2 separate regions of the Mus musculus genome follow, and region 1 is linked to region 2. Evidence: chromatin loops called from intact Hi-C (ENCODE). Cell type or tissue: gastrocnemius. All regions are shown on one strand.

Region 1 (5,000 bases), 91 kb before region 2:
TTTAGGTATCAATCTAGAATTGGGTAGAATAATTTTCTAGTATAAGCCTTCATTAACATTATCTAGTAAAACAGAATGATTCGTCATTCAAATCACCATCTTTAATAAATCTTTAACCCTCACAAAAAAACTTGGTAACAGGGAATGAGCGAAGATCTCTCAGCAGCTACACTGGGGTGAGACAGAGAGTCCTAGGTCCTACATTTCGACTGACTGTAGAGCGTACCCTAAAGTATCTTGCCCATCAGAGTACAGCATACTTCACTTTGAGGAAAAACAAGAATGAATTTGAACACTGCTCTAGAACACACAGCTGACCCAGATATTAGATACATAGTAATGTATGAAAACCTCACACCTGGCTCAGATGGACATTGGCACTAAATCCAGATCAGCTGGGAAGGAGAAGACCAAAGCCAGAGCCTAGAGTCTGGTGGAAGCAGCAGCAAGCAGACTGTTAGAAAGAATGGCAGAAAAATAAGTGGGTTGGGGGGGGGGGGGTCTGTGAATACACAAGAGGACAGGAACTACAATGTATCTGTAGGCCAATAACGGTCTAAAATTGCACCAGATAGATAGATAGATGATAGATGGATGGATGGATAGATAGATAGATAGATAGATAGATAGATAGATAGATAGATAAATTTGTAACTAAAAAGGCAAATTTGGCAACTCTCTCCATCATATGATAGTAAAACTACTATTTTCAAGGCAGAAATAAATAACTTTAGTTCAGTAAAGTCCTCAAGTATTTATAGAGGCCCCAATTTTCAGTTGCTAGCCTTTAAGATGCATGCCTAACAGAAAATAATCTCATAAGGTGACTTCCTCCTAAAACAGAGATACAATACTAATCTCTGTATAAAAATATATGTCATCCTATAGGCATTATAGCTCAGGCTTCCAGGAGGGGAAACAACAACAACAACAACAACAACAACAAACCCTCAAAACCAAACAAGGACACAGACAGCTAATACCCATTTAGAAGCAAGTCTTTAACATTATAGAGGAAAGCCCACAGAGAATTATCACCTGCTTGAAATCTTTTTTGAACTGCTTGAGTGCACTTTTAGGCCTACAGATTTCAAAGGAAAGCAAACGTCTGCTCTGCTCTGAACACTTTGCAGAACATGAGCAGTCTGTCATCACCAATTACAGACTTTGACCTCAGTGAATTTGTCAGTCTCTTGCCTTCCACAACTAAAGGCAAGGATGTGTTATAGGAATTACTTGAAAAAAGCCTATTAACTTTGGCTGTTTGATACTTATTTTATAAGTGTTTTACTTACATATATGTCTGTGCCTCACATATGTGCCTGGTACCCATAGAACCCAGAATAGGATGCCAAGTCTCCTACGACTGCAGTTGTAGATGGCTGTGAGCTTTCACGTGGGTGCTGGGAACAGAAGCCAGGCCCTCTGAAAGAGCTCTTACCCAGCAGCCATCTCTCCAGTATCCAGATTGATTTTTATCTTCCACTTTCTAAACCCACAACTCCGTATAATGTGCTGACTCTGCCCAGAGCCTCTTTATAGCTAAGAGCTCAAACTGTTCTGCCCAACTTAGTATCTGTCATTGCTTATTCTAATACATGTTCAAGATGATAGTCCTTGATCATTACCATGAGGACGTGAGTTTTAGAAGTACAGAAGGCTGTCCTCTCCCCTTTAGCCTCATGACCAGAACAAATATTTCCGACACAGTCTCAAAGGCCAAAGGTATTATCTATGACCCTTATATATTGCTAGCATCAACAGTCTCTGTAAGTGAAATGAGGCTGAGTTGGGGCCAGTGTTGGCACATGCGTCACTAGTGCTATTATTTTGGGGGCAAGCTCCATGCCTCTGGAGAGTGAGTAGACATTCACAGTGTCTTCTGACCTTGTGGATGCCATCAGGAGTTTCTCACATGTTTTGCACAGCTTTGAAAGATGTTCTCAGAAAGGTAGTTTCCCTGGCTGGTCCTAGGCTAATTGACTTTGGAGAGAAACAAGGGCTTCTCATAAAGATGGCAGATTAGTAGCTATATCAGTCATCAAGCCATCAAGAAAAAGAATGAGGGTAAAATTGGATAGACTCATTCCTAGGACAGAAACAGCCTAAGAGGAGCAAAAAACAGAAAGCAATTAAAAGGATAGAAGAAAAGTATGAAAAAAGTAAATAAGCCCAGGTGAGATCTAGAAAGACCCTAGAAAGAAGCAAGCAGAGCAGCAACCAGCCGGTGCTCAGCTGCAGTCCACACAGGGCAGTGCAAGCAGGAGGTGCAGGAGCTGCAGGAGCTGCAGGAGGTGCAGGAGCTGCAGGAGGTGCAGGAGCTGCAGGAGGTGCAGGAGCTGCCAAGGGGATGCTGCTTCCTCTTGAGCACGAGATTGTCGGTTTGGTGAACTGAAAAGAGGCTGACTTGGATACACTGAGTGAGGGTGGAGTGATGGCAGAACAGGGCTAGGCACAGAAACTATAACACAAGTGTACAGTAGAAACCAAAGCTGTGATTCTCCAAGAAGATGTGACTAGACAGAAGACTGTAGGAAGCACTAGGGAAGCCACGTTCTGAGTGAGCACAGCTTGGGAGTAAGACAAGTGTGACAAGTCCCGTGCAGTCCTGGTAGGAGTTAGAGTAGTTCTGACAAGATGGATGGGAAACAACAACAAACCAAGCAAAAACCAGCCAAGATCAACACGGGAAGGATTACCCACTGATCCGTAATAGCATGTGATGGCTGAGGGTAAACAGGGGGCCTGTGCTCCAGAAAGCTAGCAAGAAAAGCACTAGCATATCAGACATGTGTGCAGGGCATTAAATCGGGGAATTCTTACGGAGAGTGGAGTCCCACACAGACATCTCAGCAAGGAGAGCACACCCATTAACGTGTGTGAATTTATGACATTGGACTCCTTCCTTTACCACACAACTGCTAAAAAGACAGCTCTGAGTAAGAAATAACACTGATCCTAACCAGGAAGGAGTATTGCTTACCTGATAGTTTCTGGGTTTGTTTGGTGTTTTGTTTTTTGCTTTTTGGGTTTTGTTTTTGTTTTTTGTTTTTTCGAGACAGGGTTTCTCTGTATAGCCCTAGCTGTCCTGGAACTCACTTTGTAGGCTAGACTGGCCTTGAACTCAGAAATTTGCCTGCCTCTGACTCCCGAGTGCCACCACGCCCGGCCTTTTTTTTTTTTTTACTTTTTCATGTATGCTTTGGTATGTCAACTGGTTGACTGGTTGGTTGGTTGTAGGTTGTGCCTCATCTGAAGAGGCATTTGTGACTGTCCTTTCTTTTTCCATACCTATTCCCATTACTTCTGTGTGGCTACAAGAAATGACCAATTTTGTTTCCATTTCTACCTGAACTAATAAATGACCAATATCCATTTAGTAACATTCAGCACAGAGTTATGTTAAAAACAGCTACGCTCTTGGCCGCACTTTAGAATTTTCTGAGCATTAAAACTCTAAGGGGATAACTAAACTCTAAACAGCGCCTTTTATACTAGGTCAGGAAGGTGCTTATGTGTCATGAGTGACTGCTTTCAGAATTCCTCTGAGCCCAATGTACACGTAAGATTCAAAAACACGCTAAGAAATCATACTGGCAGAACATTTATACCTAAGATTGAAATGCCTGCTTAGGCAGGTCAGATTCCAGAAGAGTAAAGCTTCAACAAGCAGCAAGGCAGCAGTCACAGTGGACTGTGAGTGAGTGTGCTCTATGGAGTGTGCATAGAAAAGAGGGGTTCGCTGTTAAATAGTAGGCATGGCCTCAGGTACTTCAAAGGAAGCAACGCCATGACAAAAACCAAGCCAATCACTACCAGCATCACAGCAGACCTGGAGAGTCAGTGCCACTCCCTTTTCTCCTTTGCAGCTTAGGAAGATCTAGCCGGTCCAAGCTGCTTTAGTCCAGGATGCCTGGCAGTCTTCTTGAGAAACACTAGAAGACTTACAACCTACCCCAATTTGTTAACTTCCTTATTGGGCTTCCTTTTCTTATCGTTTTGGCCGAACCCACTGTCTGCACCATACCTCTGTGACTAAGAACACTAGTAACCAGTTGTTAGCCACAATCACATACAATGTCACATTGCTCTGTCGCATTTCAGGAATCTTCAAATGTTCCTGAAGAAAATGAGTCCAGTGCTTGGCCCACAATGCTGAGCTTTCTCTTACTCATTCTCTTCCAAAAATAATGGAATCCACTGTCAGCTCTTAGATTCTGTAAGTGCAAAAAGTGCTTAATGATCTCATGAAAATCTAAGGTAACTTTTCTGGGCTCCAATTTATCCAGAGAGAGGTGGAGAGGGAGGGAGGGAAGATCGGGAGGGGAGGGAAGGGAAGGAGGGAGGAAGGGAAGGGGAGGTGGAAGGAAGGTGGAAAGGGAGGGAGAGTTATACTAGGCCCACAACTTCCCATCCCTACTGCAGACATTATAAAAATTCCCTCTCTGCATGAAATGAATAAAATTGAAACCAACATGAGCACTGACATGTCAACTTTATGGTGCACAATGCCAGGAACACATAGAAAAAATGTGAAACTCCTCAGAAACAGCTTAGAGAGTAGAGAGCTTACCCAACAACCAAAATCAGACTTACCAGGACCCTAGTACCAACAACCAATGAAAGGTGAACTTCAAGGGGTTAATCACTTCCAAGCAAAATTGCTCAAGCATAGGATGCCACAAATAGTTCAGGTAGTCACAGGTTTTAAATAAATGACTTTGATAGACATGCAAATAATTAGTTGTTTGTTTGTTTTTAAGTTACCTGGTTTCCAAAGAGGTTAAATCCATTAATTGCTTCTAAGGCTGCTTTTGCTAAACCAACAGAGCTAGAAAGAAGGGAAGACATTACTATTGACATCCAATGGGCAAGTTTCTTTATGAACATTCATAACAATACACACAGGAGAAAAACACCATCCCCACATTCCATTATTTTAGTTTCATTTTTCATACTAATCACCCACAAAAACTATTTCTAGGTTCACCTTGACCTGG
Region 2 (5,000 bases):
TAACTGATACCTAATATACTCCCTAAGGGATTACAAAGAGAAATGTCTCTTTTACTGCATAAGTCACTCGTAAAATTACAAGAAGAGGCCACTGCAAAAACCCACGAATGTGAAGCCAGAGTTGCCGTGGAGGCCCTTGGATATTGTAGATGTCAATAAGTCAGAGAGACAGAAAACTGTGGGTATATAAGAAGGAAAGAAACCTCTCATGCTAGGGTCTGATTGAAGACTCCCACCAGCAGCAAAATGGGAATTGATCCATCATGAATAGCAACTGTATAAGCGTTTACCTTTCTAACCAATAAATGTATGCTTTTCTTGTAATGTCACTGCAAAGTCTATTTACACGGGAAGGACATATAATGAACCCTTTGAGCATCTTTAGTAGCTTCCTGCTTCACCCCACCAGGTTAAGGTTCTACCTCTGTGGCTAGATTTTGTCACTGTGATCGAGGACACAGTCACCTATGGAGCAGGAGCTTCAGTTGAGGCTATGCTTCCTGATTCACTCTGGCCACTTTGTAGGTATTTTCTTGATTAATGATTGGTGTAGGAGGCCCAGCCCACTGTGGACAGTGACATCCTTGAGCAGGTCGGTGATCCTGGGTTCTATAAGAAAAGCAGGCAAAGCAAGCCATGGGGAGCAAACCAGTAAGCCCCATTCTTCTACTTCTTCCAGTTCAGTTCCTATGTCCGGATTTCTGCCCTGCTTGACCTCTCTCAGTGACATACAAGATGAAATAAACCCTTTGCTCCCCACATTGCATTCACCCCCCCATGACAGCAATAGGAGGCAAACTAAGATACCATCTAAGACATTTTGAGCCATCTTGTAGTCTTACTCACCAGGAGAGAAAAGGAGAACATACGTTGATCAGAAACTTTGGGACACATGACTTGAGACCTATCAAAATTGAATACAAAGCCAAATGCTAAGGTAATTAATTCCAACTCTCCCTTGAGAAGCCAGCCCCTACACTTGGATATACTTTACTTTCTGTGACTTTTTCATGATGAATTCCTACCCACACTTTGATATGTCTTTCTCTCTGAAACATTTCCTTGAGGAGCCCATACCTACAACTGAGGTGAGTCTTTGTGACCCTCCCTTGAAAAGCCCACCCCCACATTCAGATATGTCTTACTTTCTGCCTCTGCACCACCCCCACCCCAGAGCCCATGTCCATGCCCTTGGGTATGTCTTCTTCCCTTCCTTGAGCCCCTCCCACTTCTCTTACCTTCATGCTTAAACTCTATATTAAATTGCCTGTAAAAAATCTTCAACTTTCGCTTTAAACTATCAAGGCCTGAAGTTCTTTCCTTTATCAATGCCATAAATTTTAGTTTAGTCTGACTTAAAAATCCCTAATAGAATAAGGAAACTCCTAAATTTTTGAGATTGACACCATGGAACTGTGTTTATGTCCCCAATTCAGGACTGTAAGAACTCCCCAGAGAGAAGCTGAGGGAATGGAGAGAAGCTTGCCTAGGAGAGGGGCTATGAGTGTTATATACAATAGAACAGGAAGAGTGAGACTAACAAACCACTCAGAGTGCAGACGATTCCAACACAAAACAGAGATATTAGATCTGAGGCTGCAGAATTTGGTGTTTCCCTCCTTAGGGGATGCTTCACTCAGATTATTAATATAAACATACAATAAAAATTCAAAACATTGCAAAAACAATGTCCATTGAAATATGTAAATGTATAAAGCACATAATTTCCAGTACAAATGCTGGATCTAAATGAATAAATTATAGATGTAAATTTATTGTGATATTATTCTAACAAATAAATTGCCATGTACTTCTTTATAGCCTTGTAAATTTTGGTGAGATGAACCTATCAAAATGCAAATATTCAAAGTAATAGTGAAGAAATTACTGTAAAATGGTTAATACTTAAGTTTATTTATTTATTTTTTTTTTTACTTTGCTTCTTGATGTATTTGATTTTTTAAAAAAAGTTTCTGGTCTGCGACCTTCAAATACTGAGTAATGTAAAAGCTACTTCCTTAGCATTCTATGTACCCTGAAATAATGAGTAAATTTAGTCATCAAAAGGTTTCACTCTTTAGTAGGAAAGCCAAGATAGCCAACAGAAACTATTGCTTAAAAATTAAGACAAACAAAAGAACCCTCAATGAGCAAAGGACAAAAGAGCCGGGGTCAATGAGCCTGTTCAGAGGACAAGGGCACTTGCTGTGCTCAGTCCCAGAAACCCACAGGAAGGAGAAAGGAGATTCCACGTAGTTGTTGTGACCTCCATAGGAACACTGGGGCAAGCACAACCCCACCTCCAACACATCACACATACATATACACACCCTGGCTGAAGAGGGTAGTTCAACAGTTAGTGCATACTGCTCTTGCAGATGACCCAAACTTGATGTAAAACTTTCCCTCCACTCTAACTGGCTCTTCCATCCTTACAGCCTTTTCAGCTGGCGCTGTGTAAGCATCCCGGGCAGAACCCAGTAAGGCAGCTTCCTTACCTGGTCCTCCCTCCCCGCCCTCCTCCAGGGCTCCCATTTCTAGGCTCTGACTCAGTAGGCTAAATACAAAAGCAAAAGACACAACCATGTTACACCAGAAGTATGTCTCATCAGAAAAAACAAAAGCAACACATATGTGCATTCACACACACACACACAAACACACATGACAATATGCTTCTCACAAAAATTACCAATATCATAGTATTGGTCCCCAAAGAGAACAAGTAAGACAAGATCAAACACAAAGAATTAAAAGAACAATTACAAGCAGTTCAAAGAATTGAAAGAGGTTACTAACATCTGAACAAATTAAGAGAGAACAAGAGAAAACTGATTGAAATCCAAGATAACACAAATAGGTAAGATGAAATAAAAAAGACAATTAAGGAGATGAAATCTGAATTCAGCAGATAACAGAATTGCTGAAGAAAACCCAAAAAAAATGAAAAATTTCAAACTGTCAAAAAGTTCAGTGGAAAGCATCGTGGACAGAATGAAGGGAGACAGAACACAGTAACTAAAGGATTAGGAAGAGGACTCAATCATCCTCTCATGGGAAATGATCAGTTGTTAAATGCATAAGTGGGGAAGCATGCTCTGGGATACCATCAAAGAACTGAATCTACAAATTTGGGCACAGAAGGAAAAAAACTGGAAGACAAAGACATAGAAAACACTTTCAATAACATTATAGAGGATGGCTTCCTAACTCTTGACAAAGAGATGCCTTAAAAACACAAGAGACTCACAGAGAAATAACAGGAACAGAAAAGAGATTCCCCATGACATGCAATAGTTAAGACACTAAAGACAAAAAAATGAAGAAAGGATACTGAAAGCTACAAGACACAAGGGCCAGGAGACATGAAAAGGCAGGCCCACTAGAGGACAGCTGACTACCTATTATAACTGTTTAAAGCCAAAAAGATATATTCTAAGTTCTGAAAGATTACAGCCAGCTGCCAGCCTAGAATGCTATACTCAGCAAGGTTATCATTTATGAGTGACAGAGCAATAAAACTTTCCATGATAAAAGCAAACTAAAAGAATATATGACCACTAAGGCAGCTCTGGAGGGAAAAGAGGAAGGTGTAAGTGAAACAAGAGAAGAATAAACACACCAAAGAGGCCACAAGGACAAATAAATATGAGAGCAGGTGATCAGAGGCTTAGGGAAAAACAACAAATCATCAACATGACAGGAACACACATCTTTCAAAAACAACTGAATATTAACAGTGGTCTCAATTCCTCCCTGAGAAGACAGACTAATACACTGGATTAAGAAACAAGATCTATCATTTTTATGAATCCAAGTTAACATCATACTTCCAATGATAGAGACAACCTTGGAATAAAATGACAGAAAAAGGGTATTCTATGCAAATGAAATTTGAAATACAAAGTAATCCTTCACAATTATAGGAAAGGTGCAATAACATCCTTATATAACATGATCCCAGTGAATTAAGTTGATAATCCAAAGCTAGGGAAAATGCACAAAGCATACAAACATAGAGGTATTAAGCCACACAGTACTGAATGCTAAATCAGTCACTGCAGAAATTAAGCAATGAATTTAAAATTTTTCTTTTGTAAATGAAATAAACTTGAAAACAAGATATTTCAAAAATTATGCAACACAATAAGTACAGTTCTAATACCTGCCTCAAAATATGAGAGTTCTCAAATAAATAACTTAATGATGCACTGTCAGGCATTAGGAGGGAAAAATAACATGTCAAATCCAAAAGCAGTAGATAGAAATAATTAAGATCAGGGTAAAAATTAATGAAAGGAGCTGAGGGTGGTGGTGCAAGCCTCTGATCTCACCAGTTGAGGGACAGAAGCAGGCAGATATCTGTGAATTCAAGGTCAGTATGTTCTACATAGTGACTTGTAGGACATCCAGGAATACATAGTAAGACCCTTTCTGGGGGAGGGGGTGGGGAAATCAATGAAAGAAAAGACTGATTCTTTCAAAAGATAAAAAGACTGACAAACCCTTGTTTAACAAGAAGATAGAAAACAATCCAAATTAAGAAAATGGATAAAGATGGAGACATCATAACAAATGACAATAAAATTCATAAAACCATAAGAAAAAAACCTAAATTTCTATATTCTTCCAAATCAGGTAATCTAAAAGAAATGAATAAATTACATATATATCTATATATATATCTATAGATAGATATATATATATACATATGAATCACCAAAATTAAACCAAGATTGAAATAAACAATATAAACATATACAACCAATGAGTTTGAAGCAATAAGGTATTTTCCAGAGGGGGTTGGTTGTGGAGAGCGGGGGGAACAGAATCTGATTAACTCACTGCAGAATTTGTTCAGTCTTTCAAAGAACACTAATACTACTCAAGCTATTTCACAAAATAACCTCTCAATAAAATACTTGCAAACAGAGCTGGTGACATGGTTTAGCAGCTAAAGTACATTGATTATTCTTCCAGAGGAGCTGGGTTCAATTCCC

Evidence for each region. Peaks named below come from ENCODE experiments on the same cell type or tissue, not always from the same donor. Only the 100,000 strongest peaks of a DNase experiment are listed, where the experiment ranks them.
Region 1: a loop joins it to region 2, with 2.2 times the contacts of the local background. A loop is called at or near these places in 1 of 42 quality-filtered maps.

Annotation. Positions count from the first base shown.
Region 1 is chr8:85,935,239-85,940,238 of GRCm38, reverse strand. It overlaps Phkb (phosphorylase kinase beta), which reads right to left. Exons shown (of 32, transcript NM_199446.2): 9 at 4,768-4,831. Among named protein-coding and RNA genes, the nearest start is that of Phkb, 97 kb to the right of the region's middle. In gastrocnemius, no CTCF peak of the experiment used is centred here; no DNase peak of the experiment used is centred here.
Region 2 is chr8:85,844,578-85,849,577 of GRCm38, reverse strand. The region is part of intron 2 of Phkb (phosphorylase kinase beta); the gene reads right to left. Among named protein-coding and RNA genes, the nearest start is that of Phkb, 6.1 kb to the right of the region's middle. In gastrocnemius, no CTCF peak of the experiment used is centred here; no DNase peak of the experiment used is centred here; H3K4me3 peaks cover 104 bases; H3K27ac peaks cover 2,711 bases.